Regions from separate parts of the Homo sapiens genome. Here region 1 is linked to region 2. Evidence: chromatin loops called from intact Hi-C (ENCODE). Cell type or tissue: mammary epithelial cell. All regions are shown on one strand. Each heading gives the region's core, and the rest is flanking DNA. Links, peaks and the distances in the headings are about the cores only. Region 1 overlaps DGKB (diacylglycerol kinase beta). Region 2 overlaps DGKB (diacylglycerol kinase beta).

What was found. Peaks named below come from ENCODE experiments on the same cell type or tissue, not always from the same donor. Only the 100,000 strongest peaks of a DNase experiment are listed, where the experiment ranks them.
Region 1: a loop joins it to region 2, with 14 times the contacts of the local background. A loop is called at or near these places in 7 of 110 quality-filtered maps.

The regions. Positions count from the first base shown.
Region 1 is chr7:14,481,018-14,486,415 of GRCh38, reverse strand. All of the region lies in intron 20 of DGKB (diacylglycerol kinase beta), which reads left to right. Among named protein-coding and RNA genes, the nearest start is that of DGKB, 420 kb to the left of the region's middle. In mammary epithelial cell, for the core only: a CTCF peak has its summit at 2,532; no DNase peak of the experiment used is centred there.
Region 2 is chr7:14,689,685-14,695,082 of GRCh38, reverse strand. It overlaps DGKB (diacylglycerol kinase beta), which reads left to right. Exons shown (of 26, transcript NM_001350709.2): 9 at 889-1,008. Among named protein-coding and RNA genes, the nearest start is that of DGKB, 210 kb to the left of the region's middle. In mammary epithelial cell, for the core only: a CTCF peak has its summit at 3,266 (motif pointing right); no DNase peak of the experiment used is centred there.

The DNA.
Region 1 (5,398 bases), core at 250-5,249, 210 kb after region 2:
TGGACATACGAGTGTTTTACCTACCCCAGTATTCTGCATGATCCTATGTGGTTTCCCACAGACTTTTTGGTAGTCATTTAAAAAGAGTAAACTTTCCTCCAATTACAATAGGGCACTTCTTCAGATTAGAGGCCACCATCTGTTTTTGATGGAACAATGATGCTGCCCCTTCTCCCAGTGTATAGCTACTACTTTCCCAAGGGGCCCTTCCTGAATGGGAGGGACAATGGGAAAATGCTGAAGTAAGGCAGGCCTTATCTCACAGATAACCCAGGTATCACTGCCCTCTGCAACATAATCACAAGAGTGATATGACCATGTCCAACTTTATGGAATAATTATTTTTTAAAAAAAAGAATGAAGTGGATTGTAAAGTTTGAGATTAATAACTTGAACTGGATTCTAATTATAAATTTTGCCATCACCTAATATCAAATACCCAAGAAATTAAATAATTCACTTGGAACCTGCTCACGGGTGCAGCCACCTTCATACAAAGGTGTCCCTATTTTTTTTTTTTTTTTGAGATGGAGTTTTATTCTTGTTACCCAGGCCAGAGTGCAATGGCGCAGTCTTAGCCCACTGCAACCTCCGCCTCCTGGGTTCAAATGATTCTCCTGCCTCAGCCTCCCAGTAGCTGGGATTACAGGTGCCCACTACCATGCCCGGGTATTTTTTTTTTTCTGTATTTTTAGTAGAGATGGGGTTTCACCATGTTGGCCAGGCTGGTCTCAAGTGATCTGCCTGTCTCAGTCTCCCAAAGTGCTGGGATTACAGGCGTGAGCCACCGCACCCGGCCAGGTGTCCCTATTTAAAATCTGCTTTTGAATTTTCATGTACCATTCAGCAAATCCTATATCCTACTCTAGGGATTTGCTTTATTCTAAATCCCATTAACTTGCTCTCAATCATGTATTTCTCCAAGTCTCTAAGTTATTTCATTCTAGAAAAATGCCCTGGTTGTTCCAGCAGTGTAATCCAAAACTAAGTAACAGAAATCTACAATGGGTTCCATCTGAAGTATTCACAGCAGGCAAAATTGCAGATGTGCATCATAATGCATCTGAGTTCCTGTCGAATCACACACACACACACACACACACACACACACACACCTCATGAGCATTAGTTCTAAAAGACAAAAAATGCAATCTAGCAGAGTAAAGTCCAGGTGCTGCTACCTGTGCTCGCATTTAGAAGAGCTTGTATCATTCCTCAGACACTGTAACATCAACTCCCTAAATCTTTGTAACTCAGGATAGTGTGTATCTCCACTGATTGTGTGTGTGTGTGTGTGTGTGTGTGTGTGTGTGTGTGTGGTGTGTGTGTGTCTTTCAGTAATTATCATTTTTCCCCATAGGACTCAGATTAACAGACTTTTTACCTATATATTTATAATTACTTTTGCCATTGTAAATGGTATTATTTTTCTGTTACTTTGTTTTAATGTTGTCAATTCCACTAATTGTTATATACTACTCCTATATCTGGGAAACTTTAAACTCTTCTCCCAATTTATGTGGATTTCAGTTTATTTCTTTGAATTTGCTGTATATAACATTATATCATGTATAAATAATGATAGCCTTTCTTTTTCTTTATGATACATGTAACTTTTATTGTCTAATTCTTGATGTGTTATATTTCTAAAGATCGCACATACAATCTTAAATAGATACTCAGCAGTGCTATCTGGGGTGTGTTAGGCCATTCTTGCTTGCTGTAAAGAAACACCTGAGGCTGGGTAATTTCTAAGAAAAGAGATTTAATTGGCTCAAGGTTCTGCAGACTGTACAGCAAGCATAGCACCAGCTTAAGCTTCTGTTGAAGCCTGAGGAAGCTTACAATCATGGCGGAAAGCAAAGGGGCAACAGGTGCCTCACATGGCAATAGCAGGAGCAAGAGGTGGGGGGAGATGCCACACACTTTAGGAAGCCAGATCTCATGAGAACTCACCCATTGTGGCAACACCAAGGAGACGGTGCTGAAGCACTCATAAGAAATCTGCCCCCATGATCTAATTTCCTCCCACGAGGCCCCACCTCCAACACTGGGTACCACAATTCAACATGATGTTCAGAGGGGAAAACATCTACACTATATTGTCGCGTTAAAATAAATCCTTCTTTTCAAAACAACAATTTTTACCTCTAGAGTTTTACTGTTTGGTTGTTGTGTGTCAACTTTGTGGAGTTGACATATATATAGGCTTTGCTATGCCTATTCTAATGTGCTCTTATGCCTTTTTGCTAAGTTATAGATTCTAAACTGTGTGTTAAATACAAAAATAATGCAAATTCAAATTAAGAGGATCAAAATAACCATGGATTCAAGAAAGAATTAAAATATTATAGAATAATGTTTTTCTCAAAAAAAAAAAAACCCTACATGAACAGATGAAGTATAAGTTTCCCATGCCTGCTGTAACAAATTACCACAAACCTGTTGACTTATAACAACAGAAATGTATTGTCTCACAGTTCAAGAGATGATAAATCCAAATTTAATATCCTTGGACTAAAATCGAGGTGCTCCTAGGTTTATGCTCCCTCCAGAGGTGATGGAGAACAAAACATTTCTTGTGGCTCTTGGCTTCTGGTGGCTTTCAGCATTCTTTAAGTTGTGGCTGCACCACTCCAATGTCTGCCTTTGTAGTCGCATCGTCTCCTCCTGTCTAATCTCTGTCTCTCTCTCATAAGGAAATTGTGAAGGGAATTACGTCCCACCTGGATAATCTTCTCATCACCAAATTATTAATCATATTTTCAAAAACCTTTACCATCAAAGGTAACATTTCAAGGTTCTAGAGATTAGGACCTGATATGTTTAGGGATCACAGTCATCCCACTGCTAACTGTCCTCTGGCCCCCAAAGATTCATGTCTGTGTGCAAAATACATTTACCTCTTCTTGATATCCCCAAATGGCTCAGTCCTTTACGTCATCAACTTAAGTAGAAAATCTGATCTAAATATCTTCAGCTCCAAGTCTCAAAGCTCATCATGTAAATAACCTAAATCAGATACAGATGACACTTAGTATCATCCATCTTCAGGTAAAATATCTCTCCATTTGTGGACATGTTAAAGTAGAAAACAAGTTATGTGCTTTCAAAATACAGTGGCAAAAAAGCATAGTATCACAGTTGTACGCATTCCTATTCCCGCAAAAAGAAAGTGCAATGTAGAGAGGGGTCACTGGTTCCAATCGATATCAATCATCAACTTGGTCACTTCTGTAAAAAAAGTTACCAGGTTCCAGTTATTAGGATCTGATATCTTTTTGGGGGGCACCATTGAGCCCACTACAGATGATGTAATAAAAAACATAATTTATGAAGAGATAGAAAAACTAATATAGCAGAGAAATTAAGAAAACCAAAACGTTAACTTCTCCAAAAAAAAAAATGCCAGGCCAACATTTCACAGATGATTAAAGAACAAATAATTCCCATGCATTATTAACTATTCTGCAGCATAAAGAAGAAAACCTTCTGGCTCTATTTAATCAACCCAGCACTACAGATATCAATATCTGATACAGTCTGCCTGGGAAATAATCCCACTTGTGGCTATTATTGTAATTTTCTTTAAAAATATTAACAGGTGAAAATAGTGCCTTATATACATAGTATATTCAGGTAATGATTGTCAGGAGAGCATAGTACATTCAGGTAAACACTATCAGGAGAGCAAACATTGTTTTATTCCAGATGGGAAATACAGAACCACAATCTCTTACCTAAAAGCTCAATCTAACAAAGCTTTGAAAACCCAGATTTTTATAGTTTCTTAGTGAGAACTATAACCTGAACTAAGCTGCTCTTTGTGGTATTACAAAGTGTAGTGTTTCTAGTATAACTGTAATTACAGTTAGCTCTATCTCACATTGTTAATTTATCTTTCCTTGAGTTAATATTCATATGTACTAGTGCAGAAATATTTATGTGAAGTTTAAGTATAGTGTGATATTCCTCACCCTTTTGAGTTTGTTAGATAATTTATCATATATGAATGCATAACCCAAAAAATTCTGAATACCAAAGCAAAAATTTCCTCATATACTTCATCTTAAAGATTATGCAATTTATTTAATTAACCATCTCAATAAACCAAAGGAGAAGGTATTATGAATCTCAAAATCATGAATATTTTTCAGTAATAGTAATAGTTAACATTTATTTTCTTGCTTTCTATACACCAGGCACAATTCTAGTTATCTTCCAGGTATTAGAACACCAGATCTTCAAAGCAAGGCAGGTATTATTAAAATTATTCTTATTTTAATATAGGAAAATGACAATAATGAAAATCTAAGCAAACTTTTCAAAGTAAAATATTCAGTAAAATTTAGAGCTGGGTCTTGAACCCAGTCAATTTAATATACAGAGATAAATGGACACAGACTTCAATATGTAGTCCACATAAGAAGAAATATGAATGAACAAAAGCATAGGAAAAGATTGTTGTTATTGTGTACCTTTGACAAAACTTTTTGAAGTATACACTTAAAATTGGCAATTTTCTTGTTTGCAGTAACACTCCAAAAATATTACTGGAAATCTTTAACAAAATATTCAACAAATACAGCACCGAAAACCAGCTTTTGAAACTTTTTAGTAAATTACAATTTTTGAGAAAAAGAAAAGTTTGCACACAGGGAGAGATTGGAATTCATTCCTCCAAAAACAAGGAAGAACTAAATTATTTCAACAATAAAAACCCATATAGTATGCAAGATTACTTTTAATTCTAAAATTAGATTTTGGAATAACTCTTGATGACACTCATTTCTAATTGGCTAAATTTATATTCTATTCTAAAATGGAAAAAAATTGAAAAGATATTTAATGTGGTGCAATGGTCAAATCATCAAAAATGAACAATTTACTCGACAAATTTTAGAAACTATTTGTGAGAGAAAGATTATTTAAACAGAATAAAAGATAATATTGATGACAATATTTGGGTACCTCTATTTTACATTTTATAAAGACAATATTCTCCTCAGCAGAATTTGCTATAGGCTCTGGGATCTCAATACATATAGAACATTCTCTCAATTGAAAATGTTATGATCCATAGAAAATATTCAGCTTTTCAAATTAATATCATAAAATGCAAATTTGGAGATTTAGGGCAATTTTACTTAAAACATAAATAAGCCTATACAGAAAAAGGAAAAATACATTTCAGAAAAATACTAGTGATCAAGTATTTGAGACACATATGGCTAATAAGCTGATTATTCTATATACATATATTTGCATATACTTATATATGTACACGTAGCAAGAAAAGTTGCTAATTACATTTTTACTGTTTGAATAACACAATGAGGTTTAAATTTGTTTTGCTTTAATAAGATTGACTTATTTTCATTTCTTAGATTTTTTTAAT
Region 2 (5,398 bases), core at 224-5,223:
ATCTCTGTTCCAATGCTCTCTGCATTTCTCTTTTTTCCAAATTGATTAACATTTTTGTATTATATAAAGACGTGAGTTCCTTTCTTCATTAGAATTCTTACCATGTTTGCCATCTTGACGCCATTAGATGGGAAGTACTTTGCTTTCCCAGCAACCAAGGGTAATATGTTTGGAACTTATATATAATTTCCATTAATAATAGCACAAACAACACTATATGACTCTGACTCTGTATGCCAGGGGCTCGTCTGCTTATAATACGTTAGCTTATTTAATCCTCACAACAGCCCTTCTAGGTAAGTACTGATATTGCCACCATACCACAGAGAGGTAAATGTATTGCAAACAAACACTGCAGAGAACATTTTAAGACATTACGTGCAAGTCATCTTTAGAAACGAAGTTTAATTAAACTTGATTTGATCCTTTAACTTCTCGACTCTATTAAATTCTGATAGGCAATTAAAAGCAACTAAATTCCTTCGCCCCTTACTACTTAGCAAAGAATTATATGAGCTCTTTGCCATGAAGTTAATTTGTTCAGACATTTTCTGGCATATATATGAATCTAAAAAATAATATGAAGAAAGTAATTAAAGACCACTTTCACACTTATTAAAGATTCTTCTTGTTTTAGCTGTGCTGTTCATGGGAAAAATATTGAAAAGTTAAGCACTTATTTCTAAAAAGTGATCAGTGTTAAGTGGCCAGGTTTAGAAATGCTAACAAAGTCGCTCTTCATCAGTAATAGAATTAATGTTGTACTGAGTTAGCAAGACAGTTATCCCAACTCTCCACTTAGCTGTTAGTCACAATTTCATATGTTGTAGCCTATGAAATTTATTTTATTGGTTGACCACCAATTTTCCCTTATCTCCTCTACTCCAGATCCTCCATGAAATGATGGAAGAAATTGACTATGATCATGATGGAACCGTGTCTCTGGAGGAATGGATTCAAGGAGGAATGACAACGATTCCACTTCTTGTGCTCCTGGGCTTAGAAAATGTAAGCATTTCCACAGAGGAGGGTGGCCTGGTGGTGAGTCAGTGGGGCTCTCTATTACACATTTTGATTACAGATTGATGTGACCATTTTCTACCATTAAGCATGCAGTGAGTGCCTGGAACTTTTAATAAGTATGCCACGGTGCAATTTGACAGTAACTCCTTGTGTAGTAATACTTGCCACACACATATTGATTCACTCCAGGTATTACTTCAGGATTAAAAATATATTCTCTCTCTTTTGTTTTCCTCTGTTGAAGGTGCAATCTAGTGTTTTTAAGTTACTGACCTCCTCATATTATCTAAAGCAAGAGGCTCTCCAGTATTATTGTATTTTGCAGTTCTTTTGGTGCTTCATTATTTCAATGTTCCTCCTACCTATAAAGGTAATCTATTTTATTGAAAACTGATACTTGGAGGAGGCAGTTAAATATCTCCAGTGGTTTAAAGATTAGTGGTGCCAAAAGTCATTGCGTTTTCTGCCATTACCTTTAATGGCAGAAAACGCAATGACTTTTGCACCAACTTAAATAAACGTAAGTTTTTCCTGTATCAGCAGGAGCCAGGTTCTTATTCTATCGCCTGTCAAAAGTTTTCTTGGAGTAGTTCCTCTAGTTGCAATTAAATACCATTGTGAAGGAATAAAATAAATCAACCTAAGATGAGAATGTAATATAATAATGACTTTGAAAGCAAATCTTGCTGACCCAGACTTGAAGCAGATTTCAGTTATTTTTATTCTAAAAATCTGATGAAATCTATAGTGTATGCCAGATTTTTAAATTCAGCATTAATAGTTATGCAATAATTAGATATACTATGTATAGAATAACATGTCTACTTAATTTCAAAGAACATTAGGGGTGGAAAGAACAATGAAATTGTAATATTTAGAGTTTTAAGGTGTAAGACCATAGTATTCACCACTTTGCTGCCAAACCCAAAACTCTTCATACTTCTTATTACCAGCTGAAATATTTTTACAGATTCAAGACTATATCATAGTTATTCAAGACACCAAATTTTTAAAAGTCATTTCTCAAGATAACTTACTGTCTGTGTTTGTGAAACATATGAGTATATATAAAAATATGTTGGCACATATGGGTTTAGGAATATATAAATGGGCTTTAGGAATATACAAATGAGCTGAGGGTTAAGGAATATGTATAAGTTTAGGAAAAAATAATAGGTTTCAAGAGATTACTATTTGTTTTCTTTTTTACCTGGGTCTTCAAATTTCTTCTAAACTCAGTTGAAGCTTACCTTTCATGAGGCCCATGGGATCCAAGACATGGTCAGAGGATGGAAAACAATAAAATACTAATAAGTGATATATGGAAAGTTACCCTTAAACTAATTTATTTAAACAAAATATAATATATATATTATTGTTAATAAGTATGTAGTTCTACACTTAAAAATTTTGTGAAATAGTATTTTCTTGTACCTGAATTTCTTATACTACACATAACTGAGTATTTTTTTATAATACCATATTTAGCTCTATATTATCAATATTTATTTAATTGTTCATGTACCTTATGACAAAAACCATTATGTAAATCAGACTACTGGGAGAAAACAAAAGAAAAATTGACAAAATGTTGACATTTTAAGGTTTAATGTATACTTTATCCTGAAAAATTGTCAGATAACTTTAGTCAGGAAATTCCAATAATAATGATTCCCGAGAAGGACATTTTATGTTTGTAAAGCTAAACTTTGTATATTCTAAGCATCTATGTAAATTCTAGGATGAGAGAAGGAGGGAAGATGCAGGAATGAGCAAGTAAATCATCTGGTAGTCGAGGGTGAGATAGAAAAGTGCAGAAAGGGACAGTCAGTTGCCCGTATTTTAAATGTCACAAGAGATTTTTTGAAATGATGATTTTTTTTGGAAACTACTGCTGATATATTATTTATTATTTAATTTATAAATATAGATATTTGTGAAGTTATAAAAATTATCACAGGTAATAGAGTCCACAAATCTATATGATTTAACTCAAAGTATTTTAAACCAATATAATACCTCATTAGTTTCTAGTGTAGTATTATTTCAATTGTAAGGCAATTCTATGCATTTAATGTGCACTCTATTAACTGTACATAATTTACTTTTTAATAGTATTTGTAAACTTATTTTTTATGTTTTTAGTAAAAGGGAGTGTCTGGAGCTAAATAGGAGAAATCTAAGGTTTTATTATAGCTATCAGAGCTGTGTTCCAGAGTTGTGTTACCAGTGACGGCCGCTAGATGGCAGAGGCACCTTATTTAATCTCAAGAGACCACCTTAAATCTGAGACTAAATTCCGCCCCCCACCCCATCTCTGTAAAGAACAACTTTAAAAGAAGAAATTTCCCTTTTCTTTCATTTTTGTGAAAAAAGTAAGCCACCTACATTTTAAGCTGTCTTTTAATAAAATGTATAAGCCATATAATCATGTGTAATGATCACAAAATACAGCATCTATTTGTTAGAAAGAGCTGTTGAATTCTAAGGCATGGTAATTGTTTTAAAAAGCAAGAATGACACCAAGACAACTGAGTGATGAGAACCTTTTTTAGCAATTGAGATTTATTTCCTTTCTGTAGGCAGTTAATGTGTTACATTATTACCTGTAGAGAATTTGATCCATGAATCTATCCCCTCACCTTTGCTTATTTAATTGAAAATCTAGATACTGCAGTTTGAAGTTGGCCATTTGTTGTGAAGCTTGTCTTGTTAGGTTGTCCTATATGTTATTGTCTATTGTCAATTATGAGCTCGGGGAGTAGGTTCTAATTGATGGTGCATGTAAAATACCACAGTGTATTTGAAAGTGACTGTGGTGTCCTAGTCAAATTACACAGAAAAGGAAGTAGTCCTGGGAGAGTAATCTTCACTTCTAATGTAAGGCACAACATTTACGATTTCAATGCAATTTATTTTTCTCCAGCAACAGCAGTTTAAAAACTAGTCTATTTTAAAGAATATCTATTTTGGTACCAAAATCAGAAATGGAGTTGATGGGGACCAGATTCTATACCAAATAGCAGAGAGCAAGAGCCATATCTTTTCTCTTACAAGAGGCTCTACAAACTTTACAAAATACAAGATGAATGGGTCAGAAATGGTATAGAGTGTTAGTGTCTCTTAGATTTGAAGGAAAATTGAGAATTTGGATGGCTTTGTGATTCTGATTACCACAATGAAAATTTATACCTGAGACTTATTCATTCTTCCTTCAGAATTCATCTCATTGGAGAATTGTTTTTTAAAAAAATCCAATGTAATTAAAACACTTTTTTTGTTGAATAACTTTATATAGAGGTAAACTCTGTTCCAGTGATTGGAAACTGTCTGCAGAGGGAGAGATATTAAGTAATTTTGGCTATGGGGCCATAAGGTCTCCGCCTTAACTGCTAAACTCTGCTGTTCCAGCACAAATGCAATCGCAGAAATTATGTAAATGAACCACAAAAGCTATGTTTTAATAAAACTGCATGTGCAAAAACAGGTTGCTGGCCAGGTTTGACTCAGTGCCATAGTTTGCCAACCGCTGATCTGTTCTATCACTCATTTCTCAGATTAAAAAACAGAAAAAGTTTTAATTTATTTTAATTCATTTGGAAGAAAGGAATCTAATACCTTTTACTTGGCACAATCGGACAACCACAGCAAGACATGAGGACTAATAGACAGAAAGCATAGGAGCAGTGAACGTCATCAAATTGATCAGATAACAGACCTTAGCTCTGTTATTAACTAACTAGGTCATTTTTATACCAGGCAGTTGCTGTCTCCGGAAAAACGAGAAGTTAGCCAAGAAGAGAAGTTAGTGTTTCCTAATACTCTTTCAGTTTGAACATTTCCTTTTCCTGCATGAACAAGATAATTAATAAGGCTTCAATTTCTGAAATCTCTAACTTTGGATCGTCATTTAATTTTTTCAAGGAAAATTCCTGAATTTATATTATAGGGAAAAGAGAAATGTACATTTAAGCAGTAGACTAGCTTGAAATAGCGATACCTTAACTTGTTATTGTGGATTGTTGTACCCACATCTAGCCTGCATGGTTTCTGGATGGTTTATACTTTGGTCTCACTATATGTGTGCCAAAAATCCTGGTCTTCAATTCTTATAGGTCATTTAAACTTTGCCTTTGACTGAGATTGTTTAAGACACATTTTTTTCTTGACTCTCAGTAAAGTAATATGCAGTGTGTTCTCTGATGAAATTCCTGAGTGATGGAGAATAGAAGACTATGTATTATATTTTGGGAGCTGATGTTCAGCACATCGATTTTTAAAAGTTTTTAATTTGGTTAAGAGTTTTTGTTCTGCTGTCTATACTTTGCTCAATGTAGAAAGCAGTTACAAAACTAGATGAATGCAAAAATTCTTG